3 separate regions of the Mus musculus genome follow, and all the other regions are linked to region 3. A link is a loop called in an ENCODE intact Hi-C map of the cell type or tissue named here. Cell type or tissue: left cerebral cortex. All regions are shown on one strand.

Region 1 (8,000 bases), 170 kb before region 3:
TGCTCACTTTGTAAATCTTTTCAAAACTAAAGCAGCTGGAGTGATGGCTCTGCGGTTAAGAGCACTGACTGCTCTTTCAGGGATCCTGAGTTCAAATCCCAGCAACCACACAGTGGCTCACAACCATCTGTAATGGGATCTGATGCCCTCTTCTTGTCTGAAGACAGCTACAGTGTACTAATACATAAAATAAAAATAAATCTGTAAAAACAAACCTAAAGCAGCTGGGGGGGGGGCGGGGGCGGGCGGGACATCTCTGAGTGAATTTCCAGCTCAGAACACAAGAACAATACCCTCATGGACCACTGACCACTTCATGCTTCGCTGAGAGAAAAGGACATAGAATGACGCCCTCCTGTCCTTGCTGGCAAGAACAATGGAGGTGAGGCTCTTGGGCCCCTAGTTCAGAAAGTACCATCCCCCCTCACTGTTAGCATTTCTTCTAGGCTCCGCCCCACAGTTACCTGGCAACAGCCAGGAGTGCCTGACTCACTATAAAAGGGACTGTTTTCTCCTCTCTCTCTCTCTCTCTCTCTCTCTCTCTCTCTCTCTCACACACACACACACACACACACACACACACACACACACACACCCCTTCTCTGTCCCTTCTCTCCCCATTCCCCTCCCCCACTCTCTCTCCACGTGTTCATGGTCTCCTCTGTCTCTTTCCCTCTCCCTTCCCCTCCCCCCCCCCTCCCTCTCCCTTTCTCTGTCTCTACCACCCCCTCAACTCCCCTCCTCATGACCTGAATAAACTCTATTCCATACTATATCTGACACTTGGCTGGTCCCTCAGCAGGAAGGAATGCCTCAGCAAGGGCCTGCGCCTCACCATACCAAAAATATCCCTGGCCTTTCTGTCTTTCTGGGTAGTGGTCGGGGTGGAAAGGGAACCGGTTCACTGGGGGTGCTCCACCAGTATTATCACTCACTTGTCTGAAATCTTTTACCTATGGTCAGCTCCATTATTGTGTCTCCTCCAGCACGACCACACACAGAGGCCCCTCTCTGGCTCTCCTGGAAAAAAAAAAAACAAAAACAAAAACAAAAAAACTTATTTTTCACAGTCATGGTTCCTGGGTTCCAAATGTTTTGACTTACTGAAGTTTCCCAGGCGTGCTCAGGAGACACTTGGAACGAAATTGCTCATGACATTCAGGTCCCGGTTCTAATTCAAGCTTTATGGCGGGCCCCTCTAGAAAAAATAGAACCTCTCCTAAGATCAAAGGGATTGGAGTTCCCCACACCCTCGGGGTTTAAGATGAGGTCTCAGCCCTGCTATAGATGGGCTAACTCATGGCTGAAATCTAATGTTTTCTTGAGGCAGAACTAAGTTTATCAAATCTGGACAAGTCTCTGTTGCTTTAGAGGTAGGCGAATTTCTATACATGTGGCACCAGGTGTGCTCTCTCCCTCTCCCTCTTTCTCTCCCTCTTTCTCTCCCTCTCCCCCTCCTCCCTCTCCCTCCCCCTCTCCTCCTCTCCCTCTCCCCCTCTCTCTCCCCCTCTCCCCTTCTTCCCCTCCCCCTCCCCCCTCTCTCCCCCTCTCCCTCTCCCCCTCCCCTCCCCTTCCCTCTCCCCCTCCTCCCTCTCCTCCCTCTCCTCCCTCCCTCTCCCTCCCCCCCCCCTGTGTGGTGTGTTCACACAGTGTGATGGTTTGTATATCCTTGGACCAGGGAGTGGCACCATCTGAAGGCGTGGCCTTGTTGGAATAGGTGTGAACTGGTTGGAATGGGTGTGTCACTGTGGGTGTGGGCTTAAGATCCTCACCCTAGTTGCCTGGAAGTCAGTCTTCCACTAGCAGCCTTTGGATGAAGACATAGAACTCTCAGCTCCTCCTGCGCCATGCTTGCCTGGATACTGCCAGGCTCCCACCTTGATGATAATGGACTGAACCTCTGAACCTGTAAGCCAGCCCCAATTAAATGTTGTTTTTTATAGACTTGTCTTGGTCATGGTGTCTGTTCACAGCAGTAAAACCCTAACTAAGACACACAGCAATATCCTTTATTTGAGCCCAGCAGGCAGTGTTCAGGTGTATAATGTATGATCATACATCTTCTCTTTCAGTGGTAGAAAAAAAAATCCCACAGAGGCTTTTAATGTATTCAGGACTTGTGTTCAGCAAGGTTTTGAGCAGCAGAGAACCCATTTATAGGGAAATTAATGATTCAGTTTCTCACCTGTAGTTGGAAGGAAAAAAAGAATGTATCTTTCTCTGTTAGCTACTGTGATAGACAAATGCTCTTGTCCTACCAGGAGACCTCATTCCTTTCCCAGCATGCCACTGGAGATCCAGCCCTCCTCTGAGATAAAGCACTTCTGGGTCTGCTTTGAGCTCAGGCATTCTTTCCAGGTCAGTCTCAGGAGTTGCATGGAGAGTGCAGGAGCTATGTCTTGTAGCAGTTCCCACAAAGATCACAAGTCCATCTTTAAGCTGTTCTTGTCCACTGCAGCTCTTACTGTAAACCATAACTGAAAAATCAGCTCTCTTGTGGGCCCCACTTTTCAGGCTTACTAGGTGTGTGTGTATGTGTGTGTGTGTGTGTGTGTGTGTGAGAGAGAGAGAGAGAGAGAGAGACAGAGAGACAGAGAGACAGAGAGACAGAGAGAGAGACAGCCAAGGCACATGTGTCAGAGAACAACCTTGGGCCTTGGGTGTGAGTCCTTGCCTTCTGCCTTGTTTGAGGCAGTCTTTATTGGTCCGTGTTGGAAACACCGGGCTTTGGACTTATAACTGTTCCTCTCTGCTCCCCATCGGGACACAGAGGCATGTCTGTGTGGGATCTGGAGATAAGAACTCAGGACTTTCAAAAAGGGGCTGGGATGGGAGGAACTGGGACAAGTAAAGGGAACAAAAACCATAATCAGGATGTATTAGATGAGAAAAAAAATTGATTTTTAATGAAATGTGGGAAAGGAACTTAGGTCTCAAACTTAGCAAGTTGAGCCATTGGGCCGTCTTGTTAGCCCAGTTTTGGTTTTTTTAAAAATATACAATTTACAAGGACTTCAGAGAGAAAATGGAGGAAAAAGCTTTGTGTATTTACCCCCAAATTGAGCCTTTTTGATTTTGAGTAGTGGTACCAGGAACTAAACCCAGGGCTTTAGGTATGCTAAACATATACTATACACCAGTGACACCCTCTAATTCTCAATTTCCAGTTTTAATTATTTCTAATTATGAGCCCTAGTCATCTTGCCATTATTTTTACCCACACTCACTCAAAAATGTTACACTCGTTACATTGCATTACAATGCTTCATTGTTACATCATATATTCACATACATATATCATGTCATATATCAACAATATACATCATGTCATATATCATATATATCATATCATATATTGTATTGCTATACCATATATCATCTCCTGTTTTATATAGTTTATGTTATGTTTTTCTTATTATAGGTGTCAAACATTTCTGTGGCCAATACCGGTCTATTGAGAAACACAGTCACTTAGAAATGAGGTTTGGAGCTGTGGACTCAGGGGGACTCAAGTTCAAAACCTGTTTTCACTCATGACTGATTGCATACCTCTGCACGTTACTTCACTGGCCAGTGTTGCAGGGTTTCAGCCAACATATGGCCCTCACAGTGTCAAACCCTGTCAGATTAACATCGTGTAAGACTGCCCATTTGAAAAAGCTCTCCCAGGGCTGTGCAGAGAGCCCTAGGTCAGTTGATGACCTAAGCTCATGGGTCTTTTCTATGCTCACGATGATGGGGTTCGGTCCCACTCTCCCTCTCATGCTCACTTAGTGAGGGGGCCCTTCCTTACCTCAAGTTTAGAGACTCACTTACCCACATTCCCTTAAACATATCTTCCTGTCCATCACCGATTTCCCTCATTGCTAATTTAAAACATTAACCTTCTTAATTCTGTGCTTTATTCTCGGTTTAGATGAAATCTCGCACATCCCAGGTTTGTCCTGAACAGCGGAGGATGACCTTGAACCTCTGATCCTTTGCCTTCCCTCCTGGGTGCTGGGGTTACGTGACTGAGGTGCCACATCCAGTTTATACAGCACTAGAAATGGAGTCTAAGATTTTGCAAATGCTGCACAGGAGCCCTAACGACAGAGCCACACGCTCAGGCCCCTCAATTCTGCATTGCATTTCTTCTTGAAATTATTGATGAACACAACCATTTTACTTAATATGATTTGTTGAGACAGGATTTTATACAGCAACACTGATTGACCACACAGCTCAAGATGCCCCCAAACTGGTGTTGATTCTCCTGCCTCAGCCTCCAGAGCTACGACACATTGTTTAATTTTAATACAGATTTTAATATTGTCATGTCATGCTTTTCTGGTATTCATCTTCTTAAAATGTATTTTCTTCATTTTTCTTCACTCTTTCAAAGGGACTTTGGAAATGCTTAGGAATTGGACAGCCATAAAATATATGGAGAGCATGAAAATTTAAGTGTTCAATATGAGAACATCATATGTTTTGTGTAAGTCTCCTTCCCCATGTTGAAGAAAGTTTTGGGGTTTTGTTCCATTCTGTACAGAGCTGGCTAATGCACTTCCCAGAAATCTTACACTGTGGTTCTACGTCTGCTTCTATTATCTCAAGTTTCTGTTTTCACTGATAGTTTCAAAAGAACATATACACCTGTCATCTGCAAATATTTACATTTTGTTTCGTTTAATTGCCAGAAACACCCAGAACAGACATTAAATCGTGCTATGCCAGACGGAAAGGGTGTGATTTAATATCATTATTACTTTATTTTTACACATCATTGACTATTAAAGTTGATGAGTTAGATTCTATTTTCATCTTCATTTTCCGGATAAGACATCCAGGGCATCTAGTCCTGGTTAGGATTCAAGTTCGTGAATCGAGGCCTTCCAGGGTGCAAGTTTCCCTCCACTTGATGCCTCCACGTGTCTCACCGAGTCTCGCCACACGGGGGCGCAACGTGCACGCACTGTGGGACCTCCGAGTCCAAGTTGCTGGGCAGTGGACAGCAGGTGTCAGCAGGCGGCAGTGGCCAAGTGCAGAGAGGGTGTCCTACCACCGGGAGGGGCTGGAGTGGGCAGGACAGCCGCGAAGCAATCATAAGGATGCAAAGTAGACGCGGGAGGGCCATAAAAAGTGGCGGAGAGGGCTCGAGCAGAGCTGAGCAGTTGAGGGCTCCGGGGCGACAGGACAATGGCCCTGGCTGTGCTGCGGTGAGGCACCCAGGGGACCATGAAGGGCAATGTCAGCGAGCTGCTCAATGCCACTCAGCAGGCTCCAGGCGGCGGGGAGGGAGGGAGACCACGACCGTCCTGGCTGGCCTCTACACTGGCCTTCATCCTCATCTTTACCATCGTGGTGGACATTCTGGGCAACCTGCTGGTCATCCTGTCTGTGTACCGCAACAAGAAGCTCAGGAACTCAGGTAGGGGCTCCGGGCACCTTTCCCAGCGCTAGCCCCATTGCGGGACACTGAGAAAACTTCAGAAAGTCCGTTTCTGAGAAATGAGACTTTGGATAATTTTCTCTCCTTTCTCTTGACCCTGTCCCTCTATAAGATGCCTTGACAAAGATCATCCAGGAGTCTTCAGTTCTTAGAGATGTAAAACTCTGTTCCCTCCCACAGCATCTCTTTACTCATCTAGATCAACGAACTCATCATCAGTTGTTTGGATTTGCATAAAATCCATTTCCCCCAACTTCGCAAAAATAGGAGAAGATGCAGAAGCCGCCAAAAACAACAGAGCTACTGCTTGGCTTTTGTTATCAGGTGTGGTTTTCAGCTAACAGCACCAAATTGCAAGGTAGTCTGGGAAGATGCTAAGAATGCTGAGGAAGCACCTTTGTTCCTCAAGTCAAATCTGCATTTTAGAAGATGAAAACTGTAGCGAGAAATGCATTTGCATAGAATATAGGACTAGAGTTAATTCTGTGTTTGAGTTACAGTTGGGGTTCCCTGGAGCAATGAGCTGACCTAGTTACCCTGCGTAAGAGCGTAAGAGCGGGTTGGTCGGTTCTCCCTAAGCTTTTTTATGCCTTCAAACAGCGTCAAGGTTGCTTGGATTTCTGTTCCTGGTTTGGAAGTAAACTTTTGGTAGAAGGGTAGAGGGGAATCCATTTGCTTAAATAAATGGCCCCAAATGATATTTTTGTCCTAAACCAGGTAGCTGGTGAAAACTCAAATTCAGGCAGCATGTGGCTCACCTTTGGCCTAGCTTCTGCAACGCTTCGGGCTGTGCAAAGTACAAGAATTAGTTTGAAAATATCTGATAATGTGAATTCAGTTTGGCTTAGAAAACGGGATGACTTCCTTTCACGGATGATCGGCCTAAACTAGAATCCAGTCTTCAGAATTCAATAGCTTGGTGGTTGTTGTTTGTGGAGCATTGGCAAAGCCCTAGGCTTGGTCTCCACCACTGTAATAAATGAATAGTTGGGATAAGCGAATAGTTGGGGGAGCACACCCCTTCTGAGAGCTAGGAGTCTCCACAAGCTGCACTGGGACCCTGAGCACCCATACAGAAAGTCCTTGAGTGAGCCCAAGGGTCGGGCATCAGACTCATTCACTTTACAGAGAAGGGTGTAGTGAGGCTCAGTAGTGGGAGGCTCTAATTCTTGGGGTTCCTGCCTGGAGCTCACCTACCTTGCTCCATTGGTCTCTATAACCTTTACTTGAGAAGTCTGAATCCTATGAGACATTTCCTATAAAAGGTGTTCACGATTCTGGTGGCTTGGGAAAAGTACCCCAACTGTCCTACTATTTTGAACATTATTGTCTAAGCAACTTCTTGAGTCCATATACTGCATTCCTCTCACTGTACAGAAGACCCTTGGTGAGTTTTAATTTGCAAAGCTTTAGAGCATCATATTTATATAACTAGACTACTGGCTCAAACACACCATCATTGAGTTCAAACCATTTGAGGCTCTTTTTTTTTTTTTTTTTTTTTTTTAAGAATAAATAGTGATTTGGACCATAGCTAGAGCTAGCTGATTCAAGCATACTGTTAGATGCCTATTAAAAGTTTCAGAGGTGCCAAGTGCACACATTGAATCTCAGTGCTTGGGAATAGAAGGCAGCTGGGTCTCTATGAGTCTGAAGCCAGCCTGGTCTACAGATTGAGTTCCAGGCAAACTAAATAAATGTTTTAATGATTGCGCAATTTGTATATTTGTTCAATTTATCTTGTTGGTTTTAAAAACGGGAAGATGAAAAAAATATCAACCTGGACGGACGACTCGGTGACTGTCCTTACAGAGGTCCCAGGTTCAGTTCCCAGCATTCAGATGGCAGCTCACATCCATTGGTAACTCCAAGTCCCAGAGATCCTACAAACTCTCCTGACATCCACGGGTACCAGGCATGCGCGTGGTACACATACCCACATGGAGGCAAACACTCATACATATAAAAACAAAAACATCCTCTTTTTGAAAAGGGGAAAGTTGAGAAACAGAGAGGAAAAAGATAAGGTTAGCACATCTGAGTTCCAAAGCAGTTCTTTCCTTCGGAAGTCTGGTACCATGGCAGAATTATTTCTGCCCTCTTCCTTTTCTCAAGAGACTACATTTGCCTTTGATGTCTTCAGGAAGAAATCTCTGATATTTTATCACCGGTGGGGCCGGTCAATCATAACAGGCACTGCCTTCAAGCAACCAAGCAGATGTGAAAGGTTGACAGACTGTCTGCTCTGCTCCCGTGCAAATTTTGCTAACGAGAAATGGTGCATCTAAAGTGGGTATAAGATTCTCACTGTATACATACCAATCCAGGAAATCAGTTGTGATCCACCCTCACTTTCCACATCTGTCAGACAGGGATAACACCTACATCCTTGCCCCCCACAAAGCTTTGTCGTAATTGTTGCAAGTATCAAATGAAATGATGAAAACGAAAATATTTTGAAAAAGATGGAGAAAGTAATACTAAATAGGCATTTGAACATTATTATTGTTATTGTTATTATTATTATTATCTTTCTTTTGGCTTGCTAAAAAGCAGAGCTGCATTT
Region 2 (8,000 bases), 300 kb before region 3:
CTCTGAATTGGGGAAGGAGGAGGAGCATCAACAGCTCTACAGGCTGGGCAGTTGTGTGGCTTAAGGTTCCTCTTGAAGGGTGTACGCAGACCCTAGAGGAGAGCTGGATTTGAATGCAAAAATAAAATAACTAACGTCTGGGGTCATGGTGAGATACTTCCTGCCAGCCCCAGAAGTGTGGGTGCAAGAAGGGGTAAAGGGGATGTGACAGAGCTGAGCACAGTGCAGAGGGGTGGAGAGAGTGGGGTGCGGGAGAAGGTGAGATGCGGGTGGGATGCAGGGGAGGGTGGGGTGCTGGGAGTTAGTCAGGCTCTTGAGAATGCTATCTTGTTTAAAATTATTATTTTCCCTGTGCTCTGTTCTAAGCAAAGATATAAAAACAGCAATAAGGCCGTGTTACTATATCTTATTCCCATAAACACACCTCATCTATTAGGACTTGAATCTTACATAATCTCACTTAGCAAGTTGTTGGTACTTGAGAACTACCTGGGGAATGATTGAGTCCTTTCATGATTCTGCACTCCCATACTTTAGAAGTGACTCAGTACTGGAGTGGGAACTTGAAATGTAATGCTTGATGTAGCCTTAGAAAAAGAAAAAAAAAAGATATATAGCAAGGTATTTCTAGTAGTATTCTCTGTTGTGGTTAAGATGCTTTTAAATTCATTTTGACTTGAACAGCTACTAACCAGATGTGGGTAGTCAACGTATGATACATAGTTGGAAAGATTAAGGAATTGAATGTTAATTTACTTTTATTTAAACCAAAATAGCCAATGGCTAGTCCAGGTCCAGTCTCATTGCTCAGGTCAAAGGGTTTTGTTCAAATTATCCTGTCCTCAACTTTTAAAAACGTGCCTTTTTTTTTAAAGACCGAATACTATCAATAAAAAGTAAACTCCTCTGTGTTCTTTTAAAACTGGAATACCTTGGTTTGCCTAAGCAACTCTAAAGACTAGTTTATCAAACCAAATTGACTTGTGCACGCAGCAGTGCCTCAGGAGAGTTTGCATCATTTTGAGCACTTGTGTATGTGGTCAATGTCTAACATCAAGTGTGGACCTAAAAGCAGGGCTGAGCATGCGCAGTTACCATAGTGAGGGATAGAAGTGACTAGGCACTGACAGGCTTGCTTGATGAAACAGTCTCTCGGATTCCCTCCTCCCCAGCTGCCCCTGGATGCTCAGTGGTCTCTAAGTTTATCCCTCCCCCCCCACCTCCCCACCCCCGCAGCCAGCCCACCTCCCTTATAAAAAATTTCAGATCGCAAAGGAAAATCAGGGGCCTGGGCGAACACGCGATAAGAAGTACCCTTTACATACATGCTAGACATTTTCTAAGATGGTCAGTAAAAAACATATCTGCACGAATGGATGCTATCCGTGTGGCAAACAGATGAGACCCAGGGAGGCTTGCTTGTAACGTACAAGTTTTACCTTTCACAACAGATATTGGTCCCATACTACCTCAGATGAGGGAGTTCACTGCAGCTTGGAGCAGTTCTCAAGTCTATGCACACACCCACAACATTCGGTCTCTTCCTCTTTTCTTACCGTTTGAGCCCCCTAGCTTTGTTTGCTCTTAACCTCTACACAGACCAATATATTTACGCAAACAGATGAAAACATGTTGATAGAACCTGCCTCCAGTCCCATCCCCTTCTCTCCTAGGTTCCTTCAAATCTAATAATAATCTTTTGGGGCAGTGTCAATTTACATAAATGGCTCCTTTATTTTCTCATGCTGTTCAGGAGATGCATTTTGGTATTTTAGTGGCATTAAAAAAATATCCCATAGTAGATATTTTCCCAGAGCCTGGACGCTTATATAAAAGCGACATGTCCATTTATAAATTAAGCTTCAACGGGGTTTGCATTTTTGTAAATTTATGTTGTTTCAAGGTGTAGGCAATTGATTTGTGTATTAGCCATTATCACTACAGATTACTTGTAAGACACGTTAAAAAAAACTAGCTCCGCCCCTGTCGCTTCCCCCTACCTCTCGAAATCTATGATTCAGACTAGGTCTAAAGACAGAGGAGCATTTGGAAAGGATTTGGAGATTAAAAATACGATTTTCAACACAAAGACCACAGCAGCGTTGGACAACGAGAACTATTTAAAATTTTAAATAGTTTAAAAATTTAAAACATCACATCTCCAGAAGTTGGAGGACGACAAAGTCCGAGTCGTCCAGTAAGCTTGCAGAGACTGATCGCGGTTCTGCCCTGCAAAAACCCGGGCGGGCGACACAGACTCGTTGCGAGGAGTTTCAGCTGCAGAAGAGGAAGAGCATCACCTGCAGTCCGAGGCGTGGGAAACGCTGCCGGACCCGGTATTTCCGAAGCCCGGGAGGCGAGCGCCACGGGGGGCCCTGGCTGGCTGATTCCGTGGTGAGTGCGAAGAAGCCAGCACTCGGCGGAGCCCCAAGACTCCGCGGGGAGGAAAGGGACGGACATTTCTTCCTGGGACGGCTGCGGCCACGGAGATCACTGCAACGGGGAAGCTGGAGGCAGCCTGGGCGTCCTTAGCTGCAACTGGCTGGGAGGCCGAATGAAGTCGGAGAACCCGGTCAGCTCCGGGGAGTCGGGGGCGAGGCGGGGCTCTGACGTCACCTCCCCTCCCCCCAGCCGCTCCTAGAGGGAGGAGTAGGGAAAAGAAGCAGAGAGATCCGCCGCAGTTGCCAGCCGTAACTCCTCAACTCGGCAGCTGGCTGCCTGGACATGTCCTGACAAACTTGGCTTCCCCTCGGCGCTCTCCCCAGACCTCGTGCGCTCTCTCTCCACCTCTTTTGGTGCTCAAACTTTCCCCGGGTCGAGAGCCACAGAGAAGGCGCCCACCTGAGTCCCGCCAGCACTGGAGGAGGATCGCGCTCTGCTTGGGGATATGCTGAAGATCCAAGGGAGGCAAAGTTGGTACTTCGAGCCCGGATCCTAACAAATATCCAAACGGCGTGGGAATTACCCAACTGCCGGGGACTAGAAGGGAGAGCACCGAGGACCGGGCTACTGTGGTGAGTTCTTTGTTCATTGCATGCCTGGTAGAATTGAAGTTTTAATTGTAAATGAAATAACGTGGGGGTGTTTCACAGTAAGCGAGTGGGGAAATCATGTGTATCCTACAAGGTCTGCGCTCAAGGAACTGGACTGCCCGCGGCCTTCACGGGGCGCGGGAATGAAAGGCAAGCATGCGCAGCTTTTGGAATTCACAAAATACACACAGAGCGCTGTTCAAAAGAACTTGAGAAGTGAAGCCGTTTGTGCATTATTTTCAGTGTAACTTGTTATAGAAATGGTGCCCTGGGAGGGCGCGTTGGGGACTGAGTGATCTGCAGTGGCGCAGCGCCCTCTAGTCCGAGCATTGGGCAAGGCGCGCTCCCAGCTCTCAGCTCAGTGTAGACCTCGAACTTGGACCTGCCGGGTACTCTTAACGACGTGGACCAGACAGAGCTTGATCGCTTCCACCCTAGCCTTCATTTACGCCGAACGACACTTAATGCATTTTAGAAAACCAGCTTGGGTGGACCGAGTGCAGAGGCAGTGCTGGAGGAGCGGGTTTTTTGGGGGAGGTTGGGGGGGAAAGTCCTTCCACCTAATTTCAATGAGGCTCTGGGGACAGGGTCAAAGAAGATCGACTATTTAAAGGATGTTCGCGGAACTTGAACTACACCTCTCTTCATGTGATTCTCTCGTAGCCAAAAAGGTATCTCTCCATTTCGTTCCGTTGGTGGCTAAAGGATTAGGAAGATGTGGCAACACAGGAGACTGCATTTTTGGCTTTCGGCAGTTCCTGTAGCGACCAAGTGCAACTTCTAGTAAGCCTGGATATTTAGGATTCTTAATTAGATATTTTAGTCCTAGTAAGCATTAATATATCAATGAATGTTTTTTTAACAAGAATTTTTTTGTACCATTTAGAAAATCCAGTGATGATTTAATGTTATTGAACGATGTGTATTTATACTTTTTATTGTTCTTTCCCTCTCCTAGCAGCGGTACCCTAGGCCCTCTTACATCCCCTCCCCCAACGGCTTGCTTGCGTGTGTGTGTGTGTGTGTGTGTGTGTCTATGTTTTGTTGAGCGTTAAAATTCCGGGGAGGGGAGGGGGGGATCGCAAACTGGTTGAGCTTGGAGATCAGGTCTCTCACTTTCGCAGCGTTCACTGACCGGTAACTCTGCGAGCACTTTGAGCAATTTGTAAGCCGGGGCCAGATGAGTCTTTGGGTTTTGCCTTTTCTGGGTGTTGTGAATATATGTGTTCTAAATACCGAGCGGGGAATTCAGAGGTACGAATCAGCACACTCATTCTGCAGGCACTACTTTTCCTTCCCAAGCGTAACCTGCTAGACACCATTATTATTATTTTTTCAGCCACCTCGCTTTAAGATGGCTTAAGAAGTGACGTTAACTTTGAGCCAAAGAAATACACTCTGGCCCCCGTCTGCGGTGCAATTCCCTCTGCAGCTGCCTCCACCCGCTCCTAGGGAAATCTGATCTCTTCGTCCTCGCAGCGTTAAAATGTTCGAGCCCCACAAACTTTCCGAGGTCAAGTCCTTCCTTTTCTCTGAGCTTCCTTTCCCAAAACGTGGCTGGCTTCGGCTGAGTCTCCTTTGCTCTTCAGCCGGTACCTGGAGCTCTGCAGGCGCCGGGGATAGACTTGCAGCACTAGGATGCGCTGGCTGGACGCTCGGGCGCCAGAGGGAGTTCTGCAAGTGGGGAGCCTGCTTGCTGGGGATCTCTCTTTCTCACCGGAGCTGCGGGGCCAGGCTCACAGAGCCTTGGGGCAGAATTAAACGCTGAGAATGCTCACAGGGAGGCTCAGCACCCTTTGTCCCGCAGACCCCGGGATTGAGAGGGTGCGGCGTGGGGGTCGTCTGTCTCGGAGACTGGCGTTGGGGCTCACCGCGGCGATCCGAGAGAGTCTGAGGTCCAAGTGAGTCTGAATTAACAGGTCGCGGGAAAACTTATGCATTTCTTCTGGCCTAATGTGGATTTCAGGAGGAAGTAAATTCCGACCTAACTGCATTCCTTTCCAGACCCTCTGTAGTTTTTCACCCCAGAGGCTGCAGCCTGGGAGAGAGGCATTCAAATGCGGATTCGGGGATTTCCTGGAGGTTGGGGGAAAAAAAAGTCTAAAGGAATGCTGGGGTTGGGGGCCGGGCGGGGCGTTGTTTCTTAGGTCCTAGGCGACTTCTCCTCACTTTCTGTCGGTTTTTTTTTTGGGGGGGGGGAGACCAAATGTTTCCCCTATCTTAGCAGGGAACATTCAGTGAAATTCCTCCCAGCAGCAGCAGCAGCTCGATATTCTAACACAGTCCCCAAACTGTCCCTCTCCGTCTGGCAAGCTCCTCGAAAGGCGCTCGCCTCGCTCTGGGTCGGACGCCTGTCTGGGTAGCCCCCGGGGCGGGCAGGCGGGCGGGCGGGCGCTTCTGCCCGGGGGCGGGGCGGCCTCGGGCTGCGCGCACTGAGTCGAGGAGTCTCGGCGCTGGCGAAACGAGAGCCGGCGCTGGCAGGCGTGGCCGCGGGCGGAGGGATACACACGGCGGGGAGCTAGAGCGCGCGGGCCGAGCTGGACGCGGCGGGGCTGGACGGACGGCGGCGCCATGCGGACGTGCGGGTCCAGTGCGGCTCCCGGCACAGCGGGCTCTGGCCGCCGGGCGCGCTGAGCACCCGGGCTGTGCGCCCGACCGCACCGTCGCTAACTTTGGAGCCAACTTTGCAGTAAGTTTGCTGAGGGCGGCGTTGAGGCTGGGGCCGAGGGTGAATGCCGGCTCTCCCTCCCACGCTCCTCCGGCTGCACCGTGGCCGAGGCTGGTGCCGGTCTCCTTGCCCACTAGCAGAGTTGAGTGGCGGCTCTAGGGTGCGGAGGCGGAGGGGTGGAGGGACCGGCGGGACGTGGAGGGAATGGTGATTGCAGAGTTGGCGTTGGACGCTGCGGTTCCCCGGCCAGCATGCTACTTCCCGCAGCGCCAGGCTGTCTGACCCGGGAAACCGGACTGCGGGCTCCGGGTTCGACTCCTGTCCATCTCGGCTTTGGAGCGGTTTCTAGATAGAGATGAAAGCAGAGCCGATCGCTTGAGCGTGGGATCTTTGAAATGGAGTCGCTGAGTTTTCTTAGATGTTCTGTGCTCGGAGGAGTGCAGCGCCGAGATTTAATGCGGCTCCTTTGCAAGACTAAGCCTCCGGGGTAGTTGTGCGGCCAGGCAGTTGCCTGTCTGTTTTCTGGAAGATAAACTTATGAGATCTTTATTAAAAGAGAGGGTCTGTTTCACAGTCCTCTCTCTATGGTTCCTTTTAGGAAGCTAACTTTCGGTTGTCTTGGAAGAATCCCACCCCCCACTGATGGGAATTGCAGGGCCTTGGAAACAAGGAGACAATTGTGTGCTATAGCAAAGTAAATTCGCAAATATTTTCTATGTAGTTAATTTTTTTTCATGTGCCTGAACTATAGTTTCATTAGCTGGCTTTTGTTAAGCAACTCCCGAGTGCTGGTAGAGATTTTTTTTTCTTTTTTCTCTTTCTTTCTTTCTTTTTTTTTTTTTTTTTAACAAGCTGAGAATTTACTTAGACTACATTAGAATCAGAAAAGATTTAAAAGGCACATAACTTACCTTTGCAGAAGCTAACTTGTGATGCTTTGTATTTTTGATATTTAATACTTTAGGAGCATATTTTCATGTGCTAATGCTAAGAGCTATTGATGTTTTTTCACATCAGTCGTAGCTGTGTGACCAAACCACACAGTTGTTGCCTCTACTCCACAACTGTATTGGTTCATTCTGGGTTATTTGGCTTTGCATCTCGGAAATCATTGCTCTTATCTATTAGAACTCTTCCTCTCTCCTTGTTAAATTATATAGAGATATACAGGTATTTAAAACAAGATTTTTTTTTAAATGATACAACTCTTAGTTGTGGCTGAAGTAGTATTTTACAAGCTTAGTGTAAGTTTTGTTTAAAAGTTTGCCCATTTCTTGAAAAAAATAACATCTTAAATAAGCCAGCCCCCCCCCCTTTTTGAACCCCCACTGTGAAAGGAAGTAAGGCTGTTAGAGGCCTTCATAAAGTCCTTTGGGCCACCTGTGAGTTCATTTTTGTGGGTAAGTAGTCACTCCATGTGTCTTTATTGGTTTCACATTGTGTGTGAGTAAATGGATCAGTTAACTTCATAGCAAAGATGTGTGTTCAGAGTAATAAGGGTCTCCTTTTAACTTCTCCTTTGTAGGGTACATCTTCGGCTTCAGCTCTTGGGCGTCTTTGGAGAAGGCCTTTCTTTCTAGGTTAGAAGTGGAAGAGATCTTAGGGCATTGATTCTCTTAGGCTACTTGTTTCCCACCTAGGTCTGGCTGGTTTTATACATATACTCAACAAACCAAATCACATTGGCACATTCTAGCATCAAATGCTGTCTAGATGCCTGAAGGACCTTAGCTCATAGAGGAAGAGGAAGGACTGCATTCTAGTCTTCGTGGTTGGGGATTTACAGTAGGAAAGTTCTTTTTTTTTTGAGCAGATTGTGTGGCAGGTGAAAGTTGTTCAATTACGACATGTCTGTTTGACTGGGCAAGGTGGCACTTGCCTTTAATCCCAGCACTCAGCAGGCAGAGGCAGATGGGTTTCTGAGTTCGAGGCCAGCCTGGTCTACAAAGTGAGTTCCAGGACAGCCAGGGCTATACAGAGAAACCCTGTCTTGAAAAACAAAACAACAACAACAACAACAAAAAGACATGTCTGTTTGTCCTTAGACCGCAGAAAGGTGCTTTCAAACCAGATGGTATACACCACTTAAGATCAGAAAGTGGCTCGTACTCCTCTGAGAAGAAACAGTTCTATACTTAAAACCTTTAGAAACTTGTATATTGACTATTTTCAAAGATTTTTTAAAAAAAAACAACCTTTTATTATTATTATTTTTAATGTGTCTGGCTGTTTTGCCTGTTTGTATGTCATGTGCCATGTGTGTGCCTGGTGCCCTCAGAAGCCAGAAGAGATCTTCTGGA
Region 3 (8,000 bases):
TTAACACCCTGAGGGCAGACAGGGTGTGGCACACTGGACTCCTTTGTTCTTCTCCAAGTGCCTCACTGAATGAATTCCCCCTTTCTTTATTCATTTACGTTTACTGTAACTTATGTCTTCAACTGGCTCCTTGAAGATGGGTGGTGCATGTTAGAGCTGACAGAGCACAGGCTCTGACCTTAATAACTCTGATACCAGCACTAACGTCCCTAAATACAAGTGTCTGAGTTTTCCAGTGAAATGTTATTAATATCCAGATGGAGAGCCTGATGCTTTCAGGTCCTGCCCGAGTCCATCTCTCTCATCCCTTTTCTGCAGAGTGACTCAGTGTTAACAGTATCTGGCATAGCTCATGTAGCTCCTCTGACTGGGGTGTCGGGTACAGGTAGGATGACGGAAACAGCATCATTTTATTCTTCTTTATTTCAAAACACCTTTCAAACCCATCTCAACCTTTACTCACCAAGGTTTGCAATCTCAACATCTGATTAACCTTCACTAGAATCTCTCTGGGGACTAGACAAATTCATGAAGCCTCTAGTTTGCCATATGAACATTAATGCTTTCATTTGGGAGTGATGGCTGTCTCTTGTGCACAAATCTTTCAGGGAACATACCTTGTCTTAGGAAAAAAAATATACCTAACCTGAATTTCCATGAACAAGCATGGGGAATAGAAAAACACTGTGAAGACCCGGGTGTGGTGGCGCACGCCTTTAGTCCCAGCACTTGGGAGGCAGAGGCAGGCAGATTTCTGAGTTCGAGGCCAGCCTAGTCTACAAAGTGAGTTCCAGGACAGCCAGGGCTATACAGAGAAACCCTGTCTCGGAAAAAACAAAAAAGAAAGAAAGAAAGAAAGAAAGAAAGAAAGAAAGAAAGAAAGAAAGAAAGAGAGAACGAAAGAGAGAAAGAAAGACAAAGATAAAGACAAACACTGTGACTTAAAGTATGTATCTCTGGTTTTATAAAGAAATATCTATGCCTACCAGTGTGGTGCAATGGGCTTTCTGAAGGATGACTTATTTCCTCATTCATGTAGTAGAGCATTCAGATAAGTTGACAGAAAAATCAACAATGATAAGTATTTTATATCATGACTTTGGCCCGGTAGCTATGACAACCAAGGAAGCAAAGCAACGCAGTGATAGGTAGGTCTATAGGAATGTCAATAGAGCTGTTAATAATCTGAACAGAAGTGAGGGGCTCACAGGGCTCTCATGTGGGAATCCAGGCCTTATTTCCCCTTGTCTTCTTCCCCAGCTACAAAATAACTTTGGAATGGTAGAGTATACATTAAGTGCAGGGTTAAGTGAGAATGGGACTCCAAGAATAGCTTCCATGAGGTCATCGGCCATGATGGAATGGAACTTCTCAATGGTGTCTGGTTGGTGTCACTCCAAGCCCTGTAGACAGCCCCTCACTTACATCCTGTGGGCTCACCAAGTCAACTCATCAGTTTGCCTAGCTGGGACTCCAGTGGAATCCTAATTCCGTGTGCTGTCTTTGCATTAGGAATGGACACCTGCTTGCTTACACCTCCCTAGTGAATATCGGTGACATGTGTGGCCATATGCAGATATTGTCAAGTTGAAAGCAAAGGCTTTGGTGACCGATTCAGCATGAAAAGAAGTCTAGGATTTCTCACCATATGCACTGAGTTGAAATGAACTTTATAACTGAAGATCGAGAGGCTGTCAGAAGGCACTGCTCGCTCAGATGTGTTCTTGGTGTAGTATATCTATTTCTACCTGGCTTTCCTGGCCGCCCTCTAAGAGGTAAATATGCAGAGAAGGTTATTTTTGCTGAATATTTACCACATTGCTCACACTGGGAGGATTGATACTTTATTTGAAAGGGAATCATCCCCCTCTCACAAGCTATCCATCTGTGAATACGATAAGTTGGAAAGATCAAAGCCAAATCTGTGCATGGATTTGCTGAGTCATACTCCTACTCAGCTGTCCCCTCACCTGTCCTCATTACCATGCTAAAGAGTTGCTATGTGGGCGGGGAAGTGGAGCTCCGAAAACTGACTACTGTGTGACACTACAGGAAGTGGAGGCCTTTCATGCCTCTGGAATTGTAAGCCCAAATAAACTCATTCTTCCGTGACTTGCTTTTGGTGAAAGTGCTTTCTCACGGCAACACAGAAAACCTACTAATACGCAAAACATAAGAAATAAATAAAACTATATCAGGGGATTGTTAGTAGAAGTCACAAGGAGCAAAAGGATGGGACTAAGAAGGCTGGTGACTGCTGGAAACGGGGACTTCCACAGGAGACTATCAGCAATCTGTATACATTATGTATGTAGATTATATGCATATATAAATGTAAACAGCATATACATATATACATGTATCTGTAAACATACGATGCACATATATATCTTATACATATAATCTTCATACATTAATGGCACACACAGGCCTTTGGTGTTGTCCATAAGACCCGTGGCTAGGGCCGCAGGCCTCCACTGTCTGCAGATCTCTCTGTCAAAACAAGGTGTCTCCTGTCAGCATACTTCCTGTTCCAGGCGCACAACAGGGCACCTGAGAGCTGGGGCTCTCACATACTGAGCAGGAGCAAACATGACTGTCTTCAGTGCTTGTCATTCTTCGCCAGGGTTTCGTGCTGCTGATAACATGCGAGTTAACAAGAGAAAACCCACAGAAGGCTATTGCCCCTGCAGCCCACCTCACATCAGTGAAAAGCTACTGTCTTGGAAAAATCACTCTCAATCTACTCACCAGCTTAAGATCGGTATGACAACACTATCCCAACAACAACAGCCATCATAAGTCCAAGAATGACAAGGCAAAAAAGGAGTTTCAGACTAGGGAGTAAAGCCAGCTGGATTCCACTGACACCTGCTGGTCTCACATCTGGACAGATGAACCGTTCTCTCCAGCCAACAAGGGAAGAGCTGCATCTGTTCGAAGGGATAGGTTAGAAAGGCCTTATATCTGTGGGGATCACCGCCTTCCCTCTCTGCTTGTTCGCTCGGCAGGGCATTTGAACCTGCTTGCCCCTCCCAGGCAGGGCACCACAGCATGCCACTCTAAACAGGCCTGGGAGCCAGACACACAGATGTTCGCTGGATCTGGTCAGGGGCCTCCGCACAGCTTGATCTCCCACACTGTGGGCAGGATCTGAGGAAGGGCTGATTTATGGCTTTGTTATAGGTGCTCCAGCTGAGACTGGTACCTTAGGGCTCCCTGCAGACGAGACTGTTAAATGAGACCGAGCAGGGAGTGGGTTTCCAGCTGTTTCTCTGCTTCTTTTGGAGGCTGAGAGCTTCTGTACGCAGAGTTACTGCGCCCTCTGCTGGGTTTCTCATGGAAGCTCCGAGGATTTCACACTTCTCTAGTGTCTCTTGACCCCTAAACAGTCTGGTTATCAGTATCCCCGTTTGCTTTATCCAACACCTAGCTAGATGGCTCATTTAGAAACACGGTCCATGAGTCAGAGAGTTCTTTCCCTACCTCAGGCAGTCTCACTTTCATGTGAGATGAACAACTTCATTCTGATGGCGGGTCAGCAGTTCTAAGTGGCTTTCTGTGTCATAGTCACAAAATACCCAAATCTTCAACCTCAAAAAAACTGGTTTCTGCGAGCTCCCTGGTTGGTGTGTGACTATGTCAGATTGGGCAAGGAAGAGCCAGGGAAACACAGCTGGTAGGAAACCTCTAATGAGGGGTCTGACCTCTTACAGAGGCGTGTTGGGGTGACTGAACCTGTAACTGCCTATGAATATGCATGTACCGTATGTGTATGTATGTGTGTGTATGTTTGTATTGCTATGTGTGTATGTATGCAAATGCTGTGTGTATGTGGTCTGTGTATCTATGTGTATGTGTGTGTATTGTGTATGTGTGTATACATGTTTGTATTGCAGTATGTGGGTGTGTATATGAATACAAATGCTGTGTGTGTACGTGCTCTGTGTGTATTGTGTATGTATGCATGTGTGCATGTGCTATGTGTGTGTATGCATGTGTGTATACATATACATGTGCGTGAATGTGCTGTATGTATGTATGTATGTATGTATGTATATGTTTTGGGGTGTGCCAGTCAGATTTGTGTTACTCTACAAAGTTATAGCTCTCTTCTTAATAAGTAGAGAGAGCTTTAATTATCTCTCTGTTTACCACATTCTAAAGCTGAGTGCCTGCACATGCTAACTAGATAGAGATAATGGGTAGCCAGGGTATCATGGCTGGAGTGTGTGGGCTAGAAGCAAATCCTCGAGCTAGGAAGTGGAGAACCATAGAGACTGGAGTTCAACTATTGCCTCGAGGGGCACACCTCCACCTCCATAGACCTCCCACTAGATCTGACTTCTCCAAAGACTCCAGAGCCACTTCATTCAGCCACACTGGAGGTCAAACCTGTAACCGGCGGTCGCCCTTGGCAGGGTATTCAGCCAACCAACAACCAAGTATACTTCCTTCAACTGAAGTCCTTAGTCAGCCTGTTTCCAAAACGCTATGGCATGATTTGAGCGTTACTTATAAGTAATCACAGTGTAGATTCGGCAGCTTAGAAGATGCTGTCCTGAAGAGAGATTTGAGGAGTACAGCAGGCAAGATGGTGCAGAGCCTCGGTAGGAGGAAGATGGCAGATGGCAGTATTTTTGATGGCACTCCTACTGTGTTCTAGAGGTGTCTGGGGAGGGCAGCTCGGTGCTACTTAGTAAAGAAAAGTGGAAGCCAGGGCTGGGGATTCAGGAAAGTACGATATAAAAAGGCTGCTCGCTAGGGAGTAGATATGTACAATTATATTGCTAAGGGGTAGATATTTACAACAATTATATTGTATTTGAAAAGTCAAGTACCTTGGAATTGAAGCAGTTTGATTTAATAGCTCCTGATATTACATTCACAGAGAATTTGTTTCAACCTGCAGATTATGTTCTGTCCACCTGCTTGGATTTTTGATGGCAATGGAGAAGTATAAAGGCACCATCTAGTGGCCAAATAACGAAGTATTTACAAACTGAACGATAGGCCTCTGCTTGGTGGCCTCTCATGGTGGCAGGATGCTCTGGAAACTTCAGGAGGTGGGAAACACCTGGAGGAAGTAGTTCATGTCTTCCTGTCCTGCCATCTGGTTCCAGGCCACCAGGCCCCAGTGTTGGGGGTCAAGTTACAGGAGACTGGACTTAGAAGCCTCTCTGAAGTTCTTCCGTTGGGTGAGTCTTAGGGACCAGAGAAACAGCTAATGCATAGTTTGAAACAATAACATTCTACAGGCCAAGGCAGAAAAATACTTCGGTGGAATCCATTGTTGTGTAACAGACAGAGGAAGCTTGTCTGTGGGACTCAGAGCTAGCTCCAGGAGAGAGAAGATTAAGTGAGAAAAGTGCCAGAAAGTATACAGATTCGCAGCTTGTTGGTGTGGAGATGTGAATCTGCTCAGCGTAATTTCTTATTCCTTATAGCTCATAGCATTTTCTAGGTACTAGATATTCAGAATTAAGATGTTGCACTTGTTCTGAAAAAAAATTAAGACGAAAACATTCCTTAAATACTTCTCAGAGAAGACAGCAATGCCTCCTCAATTTCCTATGTGAAATGTAATAAATAGGTTATAAAAGATTTCCTATGTGAAATGTAATAAATAGGTTATAAAAGGCGCTGCTTGTTCATGGGTTGTGAAGTTGTGACCCCATTTGATGTCAATTCTGTCTTACTCTAGAAGCATTTTGAATCCAGCCTGCTCGTGCCATTTCAGTGACATCGATCTCTGGCTTTTGCTTGTTTGCTGTCTTTGCTTTGTCTTGCTTGGGGCCACTTCCTTTCCATGCCACTCTCTTAGCTTCTGCTAACTCTTCTTCGTTGTCATTTCTTAGAACCCTTTGTGTCATGGTCATCTTTGTTTGAAAGTATAGATTTTGTGCAGCTCCTCTCTTCGGTTCGTACTAAATCAACAGAAAACCTTATGAAACCTTCATAATTTATTGGCTGGCGCTTCAGTTCCCCAAGCTCAACAAGACACTCTGACATAATTGGGCACAATAAATACTTTTCATTTGGACAACTTGTATAGTTATCAACGCTGACTGAAAAGTACGGGGACAAAGTCCAAATACTACATTATTGCCCCATGTGAGGACAAAAGTCAGGTACTCAGAATACAGAGAACTGTTTGAGGAGGCTGCAGCCTCTATTGAAACCACATTTGCTCCCAAATTATCCACCCCCCCCCCCCCCCCCGTAGTATGTACGATTTCAACACACATTTCCGTCCAGCACATTCATTACTCAGCTTTGTAAACTCCCACTCACTGGCAGATCTTGGTAGGTTTTGGCTTGTCTTCCTTATCTCCATCCACCTGTACTTTCCCCTAACACTGCAAAAAGAGTGCAGGCTACGCTGAGATACTTTCCGAGGCAAGCAAATCAGTACGGTGTGTCTTCAAGGGACCACTTCCTGGAAAATTGCTCCTCCTATACTCGGCCCATGTGGAAATTAGGAAGTGTGCACTTAACACCTGCAATGGTGCTTGTCCAAGCCAGTTTGGGAAAATGCAGAGAGAAGACTGACAAGGCCACTGGAGAGCTCAGTCAGTAATGATGCTTGCCAGGCAACCCCGAGGACTCAGATTTGATTCCCAGCATCTGTAGGAAATCGGAACAGCTGGCTTGTGACGTGGCTAAGAAGGTACAGACATTTGTCACCAAATCTGAACACCTAATGTCCATCCCTGGACCTTACATGATGGAAGGAGAGCATTGACTCCTGAAGATGGTCCACTGCCCTGCACACACACTATGACTTGCACATGCGCACGTGCACACCCAAAGAGAGAGTGGGAGGGAGAGAAGGAGGAAGGAGAGAGAGCGAGACAGAGACAGAGACAGAGACAGAGACAGAGACAGAGACAAAGACAGAGAGAGGTTTAAATTAAGCACCATGGCATGTCTTCTTAATTTCAGTTTGGGGAGGTAGAGACAGAATGGTCCCTGGACTTGCTAGATAGCTAGCTTAGCCCAAGTCTCCAATCCCAGTAAGACACTCTGTCTTTGAAAAGCTAGGGTAGATGGCACATGAGAAATAATGCAAGGTTGATCGCCCCCACCAGGTACCTGCACATACCTAAACATGAATGTGCACAGACAGACAGACACACACACACGCGCGCGCGCACACACACACACACACACACAAACAGACTTCTCAAAACCCATCACTGAATTGAGTCAGTCCTTTATACAGGAGGGGGATTCATATAGGCAGAGAAAAAAAAAGATTCTTATAAATGGACATTTTGAGCTCCTGTCTGCATTCCTTCTGGTTTTGATTTTGCACTTAACAACTCTTTATATGGTTTCCTCTGCCTTTCTACCTGATCTCTTGGGGCCAGCTAGGACAGAGGTGTTATCTGGGAAGGAAAGGGAGGTTAGGGAGCAGGATGTCTCTGGAAGAAGTAAATGATTGACAGTATATTCTTGAAGGACCATTCGTGTCCCCAATACATTCCTGTTTCCATTTGCTTCCTGCCTACCATGAACTGAGCAGACTCCTTCTCCACAGCCTCCTATGGATATATGGTTCTGCCTCACCTCAGGCTAAAGCAATGGGGCCAGCCAACCAGATCGTAGGCTGAAACCTGAGGAAAGGTGTGCAAAAGAAATTTTTCCTTTTGTGAACTACTTTAGGTATTTGTCACAGAGACTAAAAAGGCAGACAGCACCCTTACTTGATATTTTCCTTATATATCTGATGTGTTTTTATTTTTAAAATCTCCTTGCTGTATTTGTTTCCTTGAGTAGTAGCTGGATGCAGAAAACAACCAGTGGTTCTCCCAGATCAGGAATTCTGAAAATAATAGTTTTCTTTCTGGGTGTTCTTACGTACATCAAGGCCATTCAATTGGTTACAGTGGAAGAGTCAGTATCCCAGTGTCTTCATCAGAGACGTCAAGCTCATTTCTATGGAATAATCTTCCAGGGCCACAAAGTGATACCAGTTGAACTCTTTCAGACTGTTT

Evidence for each region. A loop is a pair of places that touch in the nucleus more often than their neighbours do. Peaks named below come from ENCODE experiments on the same cell type or tissue, not always from the same donor. Only the 100,000 strongest peaks of a DNase experiment are listed, where the experiment ranks them.
Region 1: it touches region 3 in a loop (9-fold over the local background); 29 of 42 quality-filtered maps call a loop at or near these places.
Region 2: it touches region 3 in a loop (5-fold over the local background); 10 of 42 quality-filtered maps call a loop at or near these places.

What each region holds. Positions count from the first base shown.
Region 1 is chr8:45,063,990-45,071,989 of GRCm38, forward strand. Mtnr1a (melatonin receptor 1A) reads left to right here and starts at 5,118. Exons shown (of 2, transcript NM_008639.3): 1 at 5,118-5,413. The coding sequence starts at 5,221. AY512931 (cDNA sequence AY512931) reads right to left here and starts at 1,429. Exons shown (of 5, transcript NR_033588.1): 1 at 1,105-1,429; 2 at 936-1,020. In left cerebral cortex, a CTCF peak has its summit at 4,947 (motif pointing right); a DNase peak (open chromatin) is centred at 4,945; H3K4me3 peaks cover 358 bases.
Region 2 is chr8:44,932,608-44,940,607 of GRCm38, forward strand. It overlaps a transcript of Fat1 not described here. Among named protein-coding and RNA genes, the nearest start is that of Fat1, 14 kb to the right of the region's middle. In left cerebral cortex, CTCF peaks have their summits at 2,340, 3,342, 4,692 and 5,605; DNase peaks (open chromatin) are centred at 2,345, 2,578, 3,337, 4,653 and 2 more places; H3K4me3 peaks cover 4,995 bases; H3K27ac peaks cover 2,228 bases.
Region 3 is chr8:45,233,459-45,241,458 of GRCm38, forward strand. F11 (coagulation factor XI) reads right to left here. Exons shown (of 15, transcript NM_028066.2): 15 at 7,710-8,000. The coding sequence ends at 7,990. All of the region lies in intron 3 of Gm30504 (a long non-coding RNA gene), which reads left to right. Among named protein-coding and RNA genes, the nearest start is that of F11, 25 kb to the right of the region's middle. In left cerebral cortex, CTCF peaks have their summits at 3,329 (motif pointing left) and 4,972 (motif pointing left); DNase peaks (open chromatin) are centred at 1,991, 3,281, 4,474 and 4,981.